2 separate regions of the Homo sapiens genome follow, and region 2 is linked to region 1. Evidence: chromatin loops called from intact Hi-C (ENCODE). Cell type or tissue: Calu3. All regions are shown on one strand. Each heading gives the region's core, and the rest is flanking DNA. Links, peaks and the distances in the headings are about the cores only. Region 1 has its middle 7.4 kb from the start of LRRN2. Region 2 overlaps LRRN2 (leucine rich repeat neuronal 2).

Region 1 (8,326 bases), core at 45-8,044:
CAGCCTCTGCTCAGCCTCCTTGGGAGATATGGGGTGGGGTCTGGGGAGTCAATGAGGACTGTTGTCCCCCACCAGTGACCCAACTAGGCAGAGAGTAAGGCACTAGAGCAGTGGACCTTGGAATCACCTGGAGAGTGTGGGCCAATGCAGGTGCTGAGGTCCTACCCCAGAGTCAGATTCTGTAGTTCTCAGAGTCTGCATTTCAGATAAACCATCCAGGGGATTCTGATTCAGGTGGTTGGATGACCTCACTGTGAGACAGACTGGCCTGGGGGTGCCCATTGCTCTCTGACCGTCCCCTGCCCGGGCTCCCCATGTGCAGAGCCTTGTTCTCTGGGCTATTAGAGAACAAGTGAAGGCAGAGGCAGAGGCAGAGGTGAAGGGAATGAAGCTCAAGTTTTAGGGCTTCTCGACTTGCAGGATGGTGGGGAGAGGGTGGGCTATGAAAGCTGGGAACTGTAGAGTGTCCTAGGTGAAGAGGGGAAGCCAGTTTACGAACAGGAAGCATTTTTATGTAAGGATTTCTGGTAAATGGAATGAAGAAATGTCAGGAGAAAGGGACCCTGAATGTCCAAGGCTCATGTAAATTGTTATCTTCTTGCTGGCCGTAAGTAAATATCACTGTTGTACCTAATTTTGTATTTGGAATTTTGCGGGTTTTTTCTTAAGACGGCCCCACAGAACTGGGATCTTCCCTGACCCCTGCCCTCAGGGAGCTCCCAGGATCCACAGACACCCTTGGAACACAGAAAACCGCAAAGGCAGAGAGACACACGTTGCAGATGGCAGAGCTGTGTGGAACTGCAGGGAGTCTTCAAATTTATCTTGGGTTATATTCCTGGAAAAGGCACTGCAGGTAAAAATGATGTAGGTTGAACCTGTTTTTGCCCAGAAACAATGTGATCATAAAAATTACATTCCTCACCAATGTCCCGGTGCCCAACTTTTTATAGGCATAAGCACAAACACCACAGACACCATATTTAATCAACCATAAATGATACACCTCTACTCTGTTTTTTTTTTAAGATGGAGTCTCGCTCTGCCACCCATGCTGGAGTACAGTGGCAAGATCTTGGTTCACTACAACCTCCACCTCCCAGTTTCAAGCGATTTTCCTGCCTCAGCCTCTCGAATAGCTGGGACTACAGGCGCGTGCCACCACGGCCAGCTAATTTTTGCATTTTTAGTAGAAACGGGGTTTCACTATGTAGGCCAGGCTGGTCTCGAACTCCTGACCTCAAGTGATCCACCCGCCTCAGCCTCCCAAAGTGCTGGAATTACAGGTATGAGCCACCACACCCGGCCCTGTATTTCTTTTTCTTTTCTTTTTTTTCCCTGAGATGGAGTCTTGCTCTGTCACCCAGGCTGGAGTGCGGTGGCACGATCTCGGCTCACTGCAACCTCCGCCTCCCGGGCTCAAGCAGTTCTTTTGCCTCAGCCTCCCAAGTAACTGGGATTACAGGCACCTGCCACCACGTCCAACTAATTTTTGTATTTTTAGTAGAGACGGGGTTTCACCATGTTGACCAGCCTGGTCTCGACCTCGTGATCTGCCCACCTCGGCCTCCCAAAGTGTACTCTGTATTTCTTAAATTGGATTTGAGTATCTAAAACAGTTAAACTGGGCAATAACCAAATCCTCTTCTGTTTAACATATTCAGAAGATTCCTGAAGGAAATGCTTTAGGTAGAAGGGACCATGGGAAGGACTGGAGTGACCACCCTTCCCCCATTCAGAACCTGTATGGGCAAAAAGGGAGGCCTCAGAGGTCTGAAGCTGGGGGACAAGGGTTTTGTGCCCCATGGCACATCTGAAAACAGACCAGCCAGCCAGCACCACTTGCAAGTATATCTGGCCTACTCCGAAGTGCATGACTTTTCAGTTAAGGGCTGCCACGCATACACCAAGACTGGGGGACACTTGAGAGGGCTCTAAGAGCTGAAGTTGGAATGCCATTTGGAGTGCTGATTTAGAAAGTCTTTCTGGAGGAGGAAAATCTTGAGAAGATGCTTGAAGGCAGGACAAAATAGTTAGGCTTCCTGAGAGGTCAGTCCCAGGGACTCTCAAGCATCTTTTGAGTTGACTTTTGACCCACCTCACTGAGACCCATCATAGGCTGTCAAGAAGACTCTGTCCCCAAGTGCCCATCACCCACACCTCCCTTCTGCTTTATTGGTTTTCAAATTGCAGGTAGAGACCCATCAGTGGGTCGCAGCAAGCACTTTTTTAAAAAAATGAAAAAAGGCCGGGTGTGGTGGCTCACTCCTGTTATCCCAGAGCTTTGGGAGGCCAAGGCGGGTAGATAACGAGGTCAGGAGTTGGAGACCAGCCTGGCCAACATGGTGAAACCCCATCTCTACTAAAAATACAAAAATCAGCTGGGTGTGGTGGCACCCGTCTGTAATCCCAGCTACTCAGGAGGCTGAGGCAGGAGAATCACTTGAACCCAGGAGGCAGAGGTGGCAGTAAGTCGAGATCTCGCCGCTGCACTCCAGCCTGGGCAACAGAGTGAGACTCCACCTCAAAAAAAAAAAAAATGAAAAAGAATTTTTGTTGAAATGAAAATGAAACAGGACACATTTCATGAATACTTTTTTTTCATGTAAACACGTGTGTGTGCTGAGTCATGGTGTTCAACGTATATCTTTCCAGATGTCACTATCAAGCCTTGGTTATTTATTTCCAGAGCATGCAAATAAAATACACATGGGGTATCCCATATGGTAAGAATAACATATTTGCCCAAATCCAGCCTTTTTATTTCTGTTGATTGTCTTCTTTTGTAATCAGATTCTATTCATTTCTGAACATTTCACTTCAGAAATGGTTCACAGGACAGAGAAACTGCGACTTCATGTATCCTAATCCTGTTCTTTTCTCTTTGTACTGTCTCTGACCTCTATATTTTCCTTCTTATTTTCTGTCAGAGAAGGAAGTCTTTGTGGTCTTATTTCCAATATTTGAATTAATTCCAACATAGATCTCAGAGCTCATGGGGATGTCTAAAGATCTTTCCTAAGGTCTTTCCCAGCAGCTACTCCATGGGTCTATTTTTTTCTGTCTAAACTAGTGTTTCTGAAACTGTGTGTGCAGAAGAACCACTTGGGGAATTGATTAAAATACAGACTCCTGGGTTTTACCCAGTAAGTCTCAAGTGGGGCTCACGAACTGCATTTTTGACCTTCTCCCCAAGGGATTCTGATGCAGGTGGTCCGAAGACCGTACTTGGAGGAACACTGTAAACCGTGGAGAAAATTCAGCTCCTCCCAGAAAGCTTTCCCCCATTCACTCTTGATTCTGGTCACGCCACTCCACTTCCCTTCTGCAGGAATAGTCTTGGTTTATGCCACTTTATGTTTATTTGCAATCATTTGCATTTTGCCTGAAAAGTTACTTTCTCTGGGTATCCTCCCTCTCTATTAAATGATAAATTCCCCCAAAGAACTGTATCATTCATTGCTATTTCCCTAGAGTGCCCACTGGAGGGCCTTGCTCATGGCAGACTTCCCACAGACTCTACCTGCCTGGGAAGGAAGCCTCTCATCTACCCACTGCCCCTACCAGCCCCTACCTGCTGAGTGGGGATCCCCATCCAGGAGTGCTCAGGGCAGGGGGAATCAGTGTTATGTCCTGGATCAAACAGCATTGTTGATTGGGTGCTTTGGGTCTGACTTTGTCCTCTCCTCTCACCTCCTTAGGAAGAAGTGAATCGTAAAAACTATTGAGTCCAGATGACCCCCTGGGGACTGTAGCTTCATCAAGGGCTATTATATTCTTTCTTGTGTCCAGAAACACATCTAATAGTAGCAAAGACAGAGGGCTGAGCTGTAGGGCTAAAACTCGGTAAGGCAAGCTAGTTCCCCGGGGCACAAAATTTAAGGAGGCACTCACTTTGAGGCGCTGACCCTGTACTTGCAGAACCTGAGGGTTGAGTGCCTCCTTAACTTTTGGCCTAGGCACCTCCCCTGCCTCACCCTAGTCCCAGCCCCACTGGGCGGCCTAAGGCAAGCATCCTGAGGCCTGGATCCAGACAATGAAGAGAGAGAGAGAGAGGAGAGAGAGAGAGAGAGAGAGAGAGAGAGGGAGAGAGAGAGAGAGGGAGAGAGAGAGAGAGAGAGAGAGAGAGAAAGAAAGAAAGAGGGCTGAGGGAGGTGTGGCCTGGAGACAGTCTTGTTGCTAGATGAAGTGGCTCTTCAGGCAGAGGTCAGCTTGGCCCATTCTCCTGTCCATAGGAGCTGGCCTGTATGATAAGCAACTTGGTAAAACTGACCCTGAGTCCCTGAGTCTGTGCTGGGAGCGGTCCGTGTTGCCTCATCCGGTCCTGATGAGGCTCACAGTGCCTATTCCCCCAGCCAGGAAGAGGCCAGAACAAGCCTCAGGCCCATGTCCTCTGATGCTGAGTCCACTGGTTTTGTTTCTCTTTTTGTTTTTTCCCTTCATTTTCCTTCCACAACTCTTCTGCCTTTCATGGAAAAGAGATCCCATATCCCAAGAGTCACTTGTCAAAGGGATTAAAATCTTGACTGTCAGAAAGCTCATCCTTATATTTTATTCTTATTGCTTCTCCTGCCACCAACCACATTCCTTCCTATTTTACCCTCAGGGAACATGAAGAAGAGCCTGTCACTGGTCACTGGCCTCAGTATGTCAGCACCTGGGGACCTTTTGGTTCGTGGTCTTTTCTGTCTTCTTTTTTTCAGTCACATTAATCCATCTCCTTTGCAGAAGATTGTTCTTTATTTCCCCCCCGCCAAAAGAAGAAAAATTAAAAGAGAAGAGGAAGAAAAACAGTAGGAGAAAGAAGAGAAAAACTCCCATCTCCCTGAGCTGAGGGAGACTGACTGTCTGAAGGCAGGAGATGAGGGGGTGACCCCCAAAATGCTGGGTAGCCTCCATGCAGGCCATGACCCTGGGCAGAGTGGGCAGGAGCTCCGCCATTGCTGTGCCTGCCCGCATAAGTGGCTCTCGGACCAAATCCCTTCCCGGGCCCCAGACCCGAACCTCTCCCTTGGCATGTCCCAACGTGAAGGGAAGATGGTGAAGTGGCCACTGGAGAGAGGTCTCTTCCCACCTGGCTTATCTGGCTCACTCGGATACCTCCGCCATGGAGGAGTGGGATTTTCAGACCCCAGACGAGAGAACAGAAAGCTGAAGACTGGGGTCATGAACCCTTCCCCTCTCCTTCCCGCGGCCCTGCCATCAGAGATGGTGTGGCATCCCCATACATTGAGTCGGGTGGCTGGAGTGAATGACTAATGCATGTCATTTTCAAGCTGCTCTCTCTGAACAGGAAAGTACATTCAGATCCAGGTTTTAATTGTGTGTGATTTTAGCTGAGATGGCGTTAATTTATTTCCTTTGCTACTTCAGCGCTTCTTCCTCTTTCATCACGGTGAAATTATCTGGAATGTATCTTTTTTTTCTTAAGGACAAAGAGAAGAAGCTGATCTTGCTCCTTTTCCACTGATTGAGGTTTAGAACATTTTAGGGGCTGCCAGATGCTGTTTAGCGGGTGCTTCAGGATGGAGACCCTGTGGTCTCCTGCTGCCTACTTCCTGCTCTCCTACTACCGCATTTGGCGAAGGGAATGCTTCATGCTGAGGGACCCCTACTGCCCAGGCCGACCCCCTGACAAATCCACCAACACGGGGGAGTTTTCAGCCAGGTCTGGCTCCAGGCAGTTTCCAAAGCAAGGGGAGCTTTCTTCCTAGCATGACCTTCAGAGAATAGCAGAACAACCTGACACTCACAAAAGACTTCTTGGAGGAAGGAGACAGCATTTCAAAGAGAGATGAGAAGAGAGGCATCTAAGGCCCCCTGACTGGTGTTCCGAAGGTTGCACTTTCTGACTTTGCATGGGAGAGGGTCTGTCAATTGAGAAAGTGCATAGGGCCAGGTGATTATGATAACCCCCCAATACAATATTTAAAATCATTTTTTCTTTTCACTCAAACTTTCTTTGTAATAAACAAAAATACTATACATACTTTTGGGGATTCTACTGCATTTTGCTCCAGAATTTGTCCTCAGTTGAGAGTTGGTTCTTTTCTATGTCTCTGCACTAGCTAAGACCATTTTATCAAGCCTGACTTACTCTAGTTTTTATTATAAAAATTAAATTAAAATACTTTTTATTTTATTTTAATACTAATTTCAAATATAGAATTATAGCATCATGTTGAATATGCTTTTTCAAACTCTACTTAAATCCCAAATTGGAGATTCAGCTCCCTCACCCCTCCCTACTGGAGAATTGCTGAATGGCTGCCTTAATCTCTAGCACAGGAAATCAAGAAAGCATTGGCCATCTTGGGCTGAGACTATTAAAGCACCCTTTTGTCTCTTGTCCAAGTAGCTCTCCCTATTCTGTGAAATCAGAGTCTTCTTTGGTTATTCTGGCACATAGTAGGAAATTCAACAAACAAATGTTGCATAAATTTTACCCTTTTAAACTATTGTGCTGTGCCTGGCACAGGGCAGGCACCTGGCACCTGACAAGGTGCCCAGTATTAGCCATTGTTCCTAAGGCCTTGACACCCTGCCTCATCCACATGCCCTATAACCTGCTCTGTGTTAAGAAGCTCTAGCTGGTAGGATGGTAATTTTCCTAAGGTATCCTAGGACTTCACAAGACCGAAGTCCTCAACATCCTGATTGGCACAACTTATGATTCACCTCTAAATGTGACCACCTGTTTAGATACTGGCTTCTTTGGTTTTGGTCCGAGGCCTGTGCACATAGTAGGGCCTCAGCAAATGTTTATTGAGGGAATGAGGGAATGAGCTGGTGTCCTCCACTTGGCAGCCCCTCCAGTCACGTGACACAGAGCCTGAGGGAGGCTGGGGCCGGACCACAAAACTCCTTAGTGAACAACTAAGCCTCTTTGATTGCGCTGTTTGTGTACAGGGCTCTGATTTACCAGTACACTATTATGGCTTGAGAATCATTCTGGGCAGCCTATCTTTCCAGCATGGTTAGAGGTTTATTGGAGGCCAGTGTCACTCTGCTGATTAAAATTTGTTTCTGAGTTCTCCGTAGGTTGCTTTGAATAGCTTTGGAGTTCAGATAGCTCTTCCTTCCAATTGCCTTTGGTCATGTCCCAGCTGTGTCAGCTGCAGTCTCAGTCTCTCTAGGGTGATCATTATCTGTTCCCTTCCCAGCCAGGCCCCAGCCGAGACTTAATGGACACCTCTGACCCTGCAATGGAGACCCCCTGCCATGGTTCCCAGATGTTCCTAACTGTCCATTTACCCCCAACTGCCGTTTCTTAAAAACTTAACATATACTTACCCATATGATCCAGCAATCACCTTACTAAACATTTGCCCAAAGAAATGAACACATGTCCACACAAAAACCTGTACATGATGGTTCATAGCAGTTTTATTTGTAATGGCCCCAAGTTGGAAACAACCCAAATGTCATTCAATGGTTGAATGATTAGACAAATTGTGGTACATCTTGCCACTGGATACTATTCAACAACAAAAAGGAATGAACTATTGATACATGCAACAACTTGGATAGATCTCAAGGGCATTGTGTTGAGTGAAGAAAAGGTAATTTCAAAGGTACTGCATGACTCCATTCATAAGACATTCTCAAAATGACAAAATTACACAGATGGAGAACAGATGAGTGGTTTCCAGGGCTTGGGGATGAAGGATATGGTATGACTATAAAAGGAGAGCGTGAGGGATCTTTGTGAATGGAACAGTTCCGTGTCTTGATTATGGCGTGATTACATGAATCTTCACACGTGGTAAAATTGCATGGAACTAAACACACACGCGCGCACGCGCGCGCGCGCACACACACATACGCAATTGAGTTCTTTAAAACCGGCAAAATCTGAATGAGATCTGTAGATTGTATTGTAACTGTAACAGGTCCATGGCCCGATGTGTGTGGCAAGTCAATATGCTGAGACACCAGGCTGCAGCTGAGAAAGAAATTTAATCTTGGGGACACCGAATGAGGAGATAGGAGAAAACCTCAAATCCATCTCCCCAAGGAGTCCAGGGCTAGGGTTTTTAAGGGTTTTGGAGTGAGCCAAAGTGGGGATTGTTGACTGGTCACAGAATACAGAGAAGTCATGGGACGGGGAGATAAAGAAATTGTATTTTTGGGATGAGTCTGTTCCTCGGTGGGGGTCTTCAAACTGACTGACACCAGCTGTTTCACTGGAATTTGGTATCTGAAAAACATCTTGAGCAATTCTTAAACAAAAGCTGAGTGAATCTAACATCAGAAATTCCATCTATAGGAACGACGGGGATGCAAGTGGTCAGTATCCCGTGTTGCACGACTTTTGGTTACAATG
Region 2 (8,326 bases), core at 319-8,318, 69 kb before region 1:
AGGTTGGAGTTGAGGTGCAGCCGCAGCAAGTTGCTGAGGCCAGAAAAGGCCCTGGGGGCGATGCGGTAGAGCTGGTTGTGGTTGAGATAGAGTTCCTGTAGGCTGGCCAGCCCTGCAAAGCTGTGGTCCTCCAGCCGGGTCAGCTGGTTCTCCTCTAGGTGCAGGCTCAGCAGCTGGGGCAGGGCATGGAAATCACAGTCTCGGGCATCCGAAAAGCTGTTCTGGGACAGGTCCAGCTCTGTGAGATTGGCCAGGTAGCCCAGCTCACTCTGGTCCACACGGACAATGCTGTTGCTCTGCAGGAGCAGGGTCTGTGTGCCTGCGGGGAGTGCCGGGGGGACTGCCGTCAGGAATAGGTCATTGCAGTCCACAGTGGTAGCCTCGCGGTAGGACGAGCGGGGCGTATACCAGGGCCGGATCTGGCAGGCACACTGAGGGGGGCAGGGAACATGCCAGGGTACCACGGGCACAGCGGCAGTGGCACCAGCCACCCAAGCTAGCAAGAGTGGGGCCACGAGAAGCCTCATGGTGGAGCTGCAGGGCAGGGGACCATTCACAAGAAGAGTCTGGAGTCCTGCTCTTTGTGTTTTGCAGGGTAAGGGTCAGCAACCCTGCCAGGGCCCAAGGAACCACCCTCCCAGGGCAGTCATTCTACACCGGGCGTCACTTCTTGCCCTCCTCAATATGCCTTCTCTTCCTTGTCCTCTGGGGCTGGGCCTGCTCAGTCATTGCCAGGCCCCATCAGGGGCAGCCCTGGAAGAAGAGGATGCAGAGTTAAGGAGGTTGCAGAGAAGCAGTATCTACCCCTCCTCCCGTGTTTGTTTGTTTGAGACAGAGTCTCATTCTGTCACCCAGGCTGGAGTGCAGCGGTGCACTCAGCTGACTGCATCCTCCGCCTCCTGGATTCAAGCGATTCTCCTGGCTCAGCCACCTGAGTAGCTGGGATTACAGGCACCTGCCACCACTCCTGGCTAATTTTTGTATTTTTAGTAGAGATGGGGGTTTCTCCATGTTGGCCAGGCTGGTCTCGAACTCCTGACCTCAAGTGATCTGCTCACCTCGGTCTCCCAAAATGCTGGGATTACAGGTGTGAGTCACCGTGCCTGGCCCCTCCCATGTTTTTTGACTCAACAAGCCAAAGGAGCTGCAGAGGTAATGGCCAGGCCTGTCCTTAAGGCTTTAGTGTCCTTTTCTATGACCTGCTCACAGAGTGAGTGACTGTGAGTCTTCAGTGAAGGAGAGGAAGGTGTATGTGTGTGTATGTGTGTGTGTACATGCACATGTGTGTTTGGGAGGGAAGGAGAGTGGATGGGCTGAAATTATTGTTATCTTCAGAGTCCTTCTGAGCCCAGAGAGATGTGAGGTAGGTTCTCTAACCTTTCTTACCTCTTTCCTCCCAGCCTCCTTGGCTCACTGGGTAAATGGAAGATAAAATGATAAGTTTCCAGAAGTTCCTCTGGCAGTGTAGGTGGGAGGTGGGTGAGGGTTGGTGGAAATAAGTACAGCTTCTAAAATCTGGGATGGGCTCCCCAGGACCCTAGAGGTGAAAGGCAGCAGACCTGACACATCCAGGCAGGCTGGGGTGTTCTGCTGCCCAGGATCTTCTGGGTGGGGATATTGCTTTGGTGTTTGCCAACTTCCCCACCCTGGAGGCAGGAGTGTTTCTCCTTTCCCAACAGCCTGGCAGTGTTGCCCAGGAGGAGGCAGTGGAGTTAAGAAGCCTGGGTCTGAGCTCCTCAGCTGTGCAGGTAAGACCTTCTGTGACCTGGCCCGGCCCCTTCACCTGGCTTCTCTTGTCACCACCCCACTTACCCGCTGCACACAAACCTTTTGGGTTGAGGTTACCGTGACATGCCACCCCTTCTGATGTCTCCTCCTCATTGTCTTCCAGACAACTCCTACTTGTTCTTCAACGCTCAACTTTAAGTTCAGTCACCACCTGCAGAAGTCTTCTCCAAAACCTCCCCACCTGGCTGACTAAGGGGCTGGCTTTATGCTCTTGCAGTACTCATGCTTCCTACTGTCACAGTTCTGACCACACCGTGGGAAAACGTCTCTAACTAGAGACCTGTCTTGCCTCTTGTGCCTGTAGTACGGGATGGGTGCCCAGTGTGTGTTGATTGTATGAATCAATCTCTGTGACTCCAGAGTTCCTTTCTTCAGGAGATTAGACATCACCCCTGCAATCAACAATGCAAGCCACTGCTGTTTCCTCCATCCTGAGCATGAGGAACCTATCCAGTTTCTCTCTCAGATGCCAGGGCCATGAGGCAAGTCCAGCCTTGGCCTAGAACCAAAGATGGAAACAAAAAGGGGCCAGACTGTGTTGCCTTCTTGAGCCTGGTCTGACTCCTGAGTGGAAGTCTGATTCCAGGTAAGTTTTTAGCTACAAGTGTCAAGGAAATGCACAAACACTTACTGAGCACCTACCATTGCTCAGGACTCTTTGAAGACTCTGAATGTCTTTTTTCATATGACTCTCATAACAGGTACATGAGATAAGCACTAATACCTCCAGTTTGCAGATTAAGAGACTGAGGTCCTGAAGAGGTTAAAGAACTTGGCTCAAGTCACATAGCTGGTGAGCAGCAAGATACAAGAATCAACCCAAGTCCAGGGGGCTGTGTGCCGTTTACACTTCACATCTGTGCTGCCAGGTCTGTCTGATCTGACCCTGCCCTGGGCCTCTGGAGGGTCTGGGATGCACTGAATGCTGCAGCTGCAGGCCCTGTGCCTGTTCTCGTCCCCTGGGGTGATGACTCCTTACCAGGCAGCTGCAGAAAGCTTGGAGCTATGTCTCCTGCCACCATCCAGGCAGGTGCCTCTCAGCGGGCCAGAGGGGCTCTTCACCTCCCTCATCCTGCTTCCAGGATGCTAGGGCTTGGGAGGGGAGCAGCTGGAGGCAGGGTCCCGTTCCCTGAGCAGGAACACAGCAAGCCTATTTACATTTGGCTACTTCCCACTTTCCTCTGCAGCTATTTCTGAAGGTGGGAAAAACAACCGCGACTTCAAAGGCACAGAGGTTTTGATAGGGGTGTGTGTGCACCGACACGTAAAACTCAGTGTGAACAAACACATGTGTACACATGCATGCATGCCTGCATACCTGTGCAAGGGGAACCCAGCTACCCAAGCCAGTGTATGGGGGTCAGGAAGCAGGGAGGGAATTTTGTGGTGGTCTAGGTGGGTGGAAAGGAAGGAGGGAACAAGCTGAGTCTCCGAGAGGTCCCTGTTGTGGAACTGGATCTATGGCCAGTAATCCTGCCACACTTACATACCAGAGACCCCTGACTGCCACCTAGACCTGCTGTGAGAGAGCAGACCTACCGGCAAATAGATCAGGACCCAAATCGCGGCCCTACCACTCACTACCCAAGTACCTGAGGCAAAGCTACTTGACTGCTCTGAGCAACCATTTCCTTCTGTATTACATGAGATTGTCATTGGAGTTAAATGAGTGTGTTGCACACAGAAAGAACTGGACAAATGTTAGCTCTCTTCCAGCTCCAGTCATCCCTCAGGGTCAGGAGGTTCTCCAGCTATAGGACTTCTTAGGGGACAATAGAAGTTGGCTCCTAGGACTCCTAGGGCTCGATAAGTTAGCAAGTGCCATGCTAGTTGGGGAGGCAGGTTCAAAAACACGAAACAACTAGGAGAGCCCAAGACATTTCCCAAGTGGAGAGAAGGGTGAGGGCTGGAGGAGGTGGAGAGGGGTCTTCAGCTGGGCCCCAGCATCTCCCTGACCTTTAGACCCTACCCGAGTCCAGTTTCCCTTCTTCATCAACACTTGGTTCTAAGCGCTGAGTCCGTGCTCAACTGCACTGAGGGGATCAAGGAACCATTTAAAACTTCATTGAAACCCTCCAGGCACTTGCCTTTCCCCTTCACCCCAGACTGCTGCCCCTTCCTTCCCTCCCCTGGTTGGGCTGGGTGGATGAGGCAGAGGTCGTGGCTCCTGGGCCGGGAGCCTGGGGCTGGGCCTCGGGATCCAGAGGCAGTGACTTGATGACTCATGTTCACACTGCACCTCTGACCCCAAGGCTTGGCAAAGGCCCAGACAAGTCCACCCCCTCACTGCTGAGCATGCAGCTCTTTCCAGGATGCAGCTCAGAGCTGCCCTCTCACCTGCCATCACCACCTAAGGCTGCCTTGCACATGGCCCGCTCATGCAGGCTGATTAGCAGTTTCTACCGGGGAGCTGCAGAGAAAGCTAATTGTCTTTCATCTGTAATCTCCAGGGGTGATCAGGAGTTCAGACTGTCACGTGTATACTTTCCCCAATTGGATTCCGAGCTTCTTGAGGCAGGGGCCATATCTTACATGCTTTTTGTGTCCCCAGAGCACCAAGTGTAGGATTGAGCATGTAGCAGGTGCTTGAGAGTTGCTATAGTGAAATGTGTAGAGAACACGCATTGCATTTAATCCCCCCAACAACCCTGTGTGTAGGCAAGAAGGGATTATTTAGCTCCATTTTGCCAGGGAGGCAACTGAGAGTCAGAAACGTTAGGTGATTCATCAGAGGTTGCACAGCTTCTATGCAGTGGGGTCAGGATTCAAACCCAGGGTCTTTGACTCTACATCCTGCCTCACCAGCCCAGCCAATGTGGATCAGCACCTGTTTTACAGGAGCAGAGGGCAAGGCTGCCTCAGTTGCAAATCCCTTCAGAGAAAACCTGAGTCCTCAGCTCCTCCACGCACCTGCCCCCTGCTGGGCCCCTCAGCTCCTGTTCCTTGACTCCTGCCTAGAACAACCCCCCTGGGGGACAGTGTGGGGAAGGACACTGTTCCTGTGTGTGTGTGTGGCTGGGCCTGGAACCACAGGGACAAACAGAGCCAGCTGCTGCACACAGACCTCAGCCTGCCTTCTGAATGGGGGCTGGGGGCTGCTTTTTGCGCAGCCAGTGACTGCTGGCCAGCTGTGGGCTTCAGGGACAGGAGACAAAAGCCCTAGAGCCGTATTCCAAGAAGCAGGGTTGGTTGCCCACTCCAAGGGCAAGTTTCTCTCTTGGAAAGGCTGGTGCTGCAAACCCTGTCAGGTCTATGTTCTCGGGGCTGTTTCTGTGGATTTAGCGGAAACTGTGGAATTAATCCACAATGCCCCTGATTAAACTAAGACCTTTGGCAAAGGTCTGAAGGAAGAGTTTTGGAGACGCTGTCACTACTTTCTCCCTTCCCTGCTTCTCAGGCCCCCGGCCCCAGCACAGCCCTAGTGCTCCTGCCTGGTATTGGTGGATGCAGAGTCTCCTCTCTCCTCTCCTCCTCCCTCCTCTCCCTGGCGGTTCCCCCCCCACCCCCCCCCCCGGGAGCTGAGGGTCCAGAGGGAGGGTGGCAGGTGGTGATCGATTGCCTGGCCTTGGCTGCTTCAGTGCCAGGACACCCTTCTCCCCACAAAGCTGCGGAGAGAGATGGGCGGCATAATTGAGTGTAGCGTTGATAAACTCCGGCCTCCTCACCAGCAGATAAGCGCTGGGTGGGAGGGATGCTGAGGGTGAGGAAGGCCAGTCCTCCATCTGCATACCTGGCCTCCAGCTCCTCCTGGGAGGTAAGCCTGGCCCCTCACTTCCACCTCCCATTTAATCACACACAACCAGAACCTCAGAGCTGGAGGAGACCTCAGCCTCAGCGTTTATCTGCTCTTCCAGAGTCTGAATTCCATAAATAACTTATGTGAAGGAGGAGTGGTGGGGCGTGAGCCTGGCTCTGCTGTTTGCTGTGTGACCTTGGGCAAAGTACTTAACCTTTCGAGCCCCAAATCCCTGAGCTGGGAATGGGGATAATGCCTGCACCCCTTCTGGAATTGCTGGGAGGAGTACGGGATGGAAGGTACATGAAGTGCCTGTTAGTTCCCTCTGTTGCTTCCCAGCATTGCAGCCTCTCCTTTCATCTTACCATACATTGGATTGGAGCAAAAGTAATTGCGGTTTTGGCCATGAATTTTAATACTAATACTAATACCTAATACTTCTCATCTCTCAACTTTTGTAATAAACTTAAAAAATATTGTTGAGGTATAACATATGTACGGGAGAATACATAAATGTCCCTGATCCCAACATGCATAGGTACAAGTACAACCACCACCCAAATCAAGACATAAACATTTCCAGCACTCCAGAAGGTTCCTACGTATGTGCCCCTTCCCAGTCAATATCCAGCCCCCACCTGGAGCTAACCACGGTCCCGACTTCTATCGCCGCCAAGCAGTTTCATCTTGAAAACCCAGAATTCCCCTTCCTTTTCCATGACAAGTTGGGACCAGGGTCTTTGGAATTAGGTTACTCTGGCATTAGGGAACTTTAAATCCACTTCATTCCTCCCCCTACTTCAAAGTGGGCTATAGCGTCTTAGAATCTCATGTTTAACCAGTGATCTCCAGGAAGAGAGGCTGATTCTTCTCTCTCTTTCTAGAGTTCCCGTATCTAAAAATTGCTCTCAGCCTTGGGGCCCAGCTCTGGCCAGCATCCTCATGGCCTGGGCCTGGGAGTGCCATGCTGCCTTGAGGGAGGATGATGTGGGTGACCTCCTGGCCCCCGTGCCCTCTAGGCCTTCTCATCACAGAGTTCTGGAGCACTAGGCAAGAGGATGGATTGGGGGTGGCCAGGAAGGAGGGGCCCAGACCTGCACTCCTAACCATCCATCCCCTGGGTCACTCTACTCGGCAGTCTCAGAGGCTCCTCCCATTCTGCTTGTCCTAAATGCAACATCTCCTCCCACTGCCTGGCTGTGCTGCATTGGTCCCATTGCCATCAGCACCACCGTCCACCAAAGGCTGGAAATGCCCGCCCTCTTCATCTGCCCTCTCCCACCTCACACCCCCTACCAAAATGCTCACACCTACCTTCTCTTTTCACTTCTGGCCTTGTCCTGTACGGTGGCCTCTTTTGGGCTTTCCTGCTCACCTGAGAGAGCCACACTTCCCCTGACTGCCTCTCATTCCCAGACACACCACACCCTGGCTATTTTTCCTTCCACACCTTGGGCCTCTCACTGTGCCTGCCGTGCCCTTTCCCAACTTCAACTATTCAACTCCTCTTCAGCCATGAAAACCCATCCCAAATGCCACCTCCCCTGTGACGCTTTCCCTTAGAGAAGAGTGGTTCCTCCCACAGCTGCCCCCGAGACTCTCTGAACAAACCACAGTGGCAACTTCCTCACTGTTAGGCCATGAGTCTGTCTTCCCAACCAGACTGAGAGCTCCTCGAGGAAAGGATGGTTTGTTACGGATTTTTGTGTCCCTAGAGCCTAGTACCGTGCACTTTCCCTTGCAGGACTGAGGGGTGCTCTGCCGTGAACTGTGAATCACAACCCATTAGTAGGTCATGAAAACAATTTAACGTGGGTCACGATCTACATTAAAAAAATGAATAGAAAATATCATACTGCATTGTATGCGGCCAGACTAAGCATTGTTTTGAGATGCTGCCCCCTATTTTATACACACGCATTTGTGCACTGGGACATGATACAAGGCTTTTTCTTTTTTCTTTTTCTTTTTTTTTTTGCCTAGGGCTGTAGCTATAAAAGCTTGAAAACCATTACTCTGAGAATCTCTCTGTTGGGAAAATGAGTCCCTTCAACTCTAGTTGTTGCCACTGGGATGCTAACAGAAAGCAAAGTCTCAGAGGAAAGATGTGGCATTCCTGAGTGTCTTCCATGTACCAGGACTTCTATTTGCTAGCCACTTTATGTTCCTCATCCCATCCTTCTGTGAGGGACATACTTTTCAGATGAGAAACGTAAGCTCCGCGAAGCTAAGGGGCCGGACTGAGGTCCCACAGCGAGAGTGTGGAGGAGCCAGGATCCGAACCCCATCGCCAGCCCTTGCCAGTTCCATGATTCCGGTGCCAGCGCTCGCCTGACCTCCAGGGCTGTCATGGTGGGAAGGGACTGGAGGGCATCTGCTGGGCAAAGGTGAGGCTTCTTTGTTCATACTTGCCCTCCCCTCGTCTCTGGAATGAGAGGGGTCAGGGTTCCAGGAAACCCCCCTTGTTGGGCCTGGGAGGGGAGGGACTGTCCCCAGGCAGGAATCTCTGTCTTCCCAGGTCTCCTGGCTGGCCCAAGCAGAGAGTGTTAGAGCTCTGCTGCCTGGAAGGCAGCCTACCTCATTATTTCTTAATTAGGAGTGGAAGGTGCCAGTAGGTAGCACAGAGTCATTGCTGTCTGCGTGCACTGCACCAAAAAAGGCTGCAGGGGAGCCGAGCCAGCCTGTTGGGGGCACGGAGGCAGCTCCAGGCTGCATCTCACTGCCGCTTGCTGCCAGTCTTTTGCTGATCCTCAGGGAAAACTTTTCTGACCCCCTGCACCCATCTCCTGGGCTCCCATGATG

What was found. Hi-C counts contacts between places; a loop is a spot of excess contacts. Peaks named below come from ENCODE experiments on the same cell type or tissue, not always from the same donor. Only the 100,000 strongest peaks of a DNase experiment are listed, where the experiment ranks them.
Region 2: it touches region 1 in a loop (2.0-fold over the local background); 5 of 110 quality-filtered maps call a loop at or near these places.

Annotation. Positions count from the first base shown.
Region 1 is chr1:204,689,005-204,697,330 of GRCh38, forward strand. No RefSeq gene overlaps it. Among named protein-coding and RNA genes, the nearest start is that of LRRN2, 7.4 kb to the left of the region's middle. RefSeq lists enhancers at 3,545-4,498, 4,499-5,450. In Calu3, for the core only: no CTCF peak of the experiment used is centred there; a DNase peak (open chromatin) is centred at 3,517.
Region 2 is chr1:204,619,466-204,627,791 of GRCh38, forward strand. It overlaps LRRN2 (leucine rich repeat neuronal 2), which reads right to left. Exons shown (of 2, transcript NM_201630.2): 2 at 1-753. The coding sequence starts at 527. It overlaps LRRN2-AS1 (LRRN2 antisense RNA 1), which reads left to right. Exons shown (of 13, transcript XR_007066814.1): 9 at 1-1,748; 10 at 1,892-2,374; 11 at 2,490-2,657; 12 at 7,508-7,911. Among named protein-coding and RNA genes, the nearest start is that of LRRN2-AS1, 59 kb to the left of the region's middle. RefSeq lists enhancers at 1-93, 94-952. In Calu3, for the core only: a CTCF peak has its summit at 4,729 (motif pointing left); DNase peaks (open chromatin) are centred at 2,106, 4,046 and 4,736.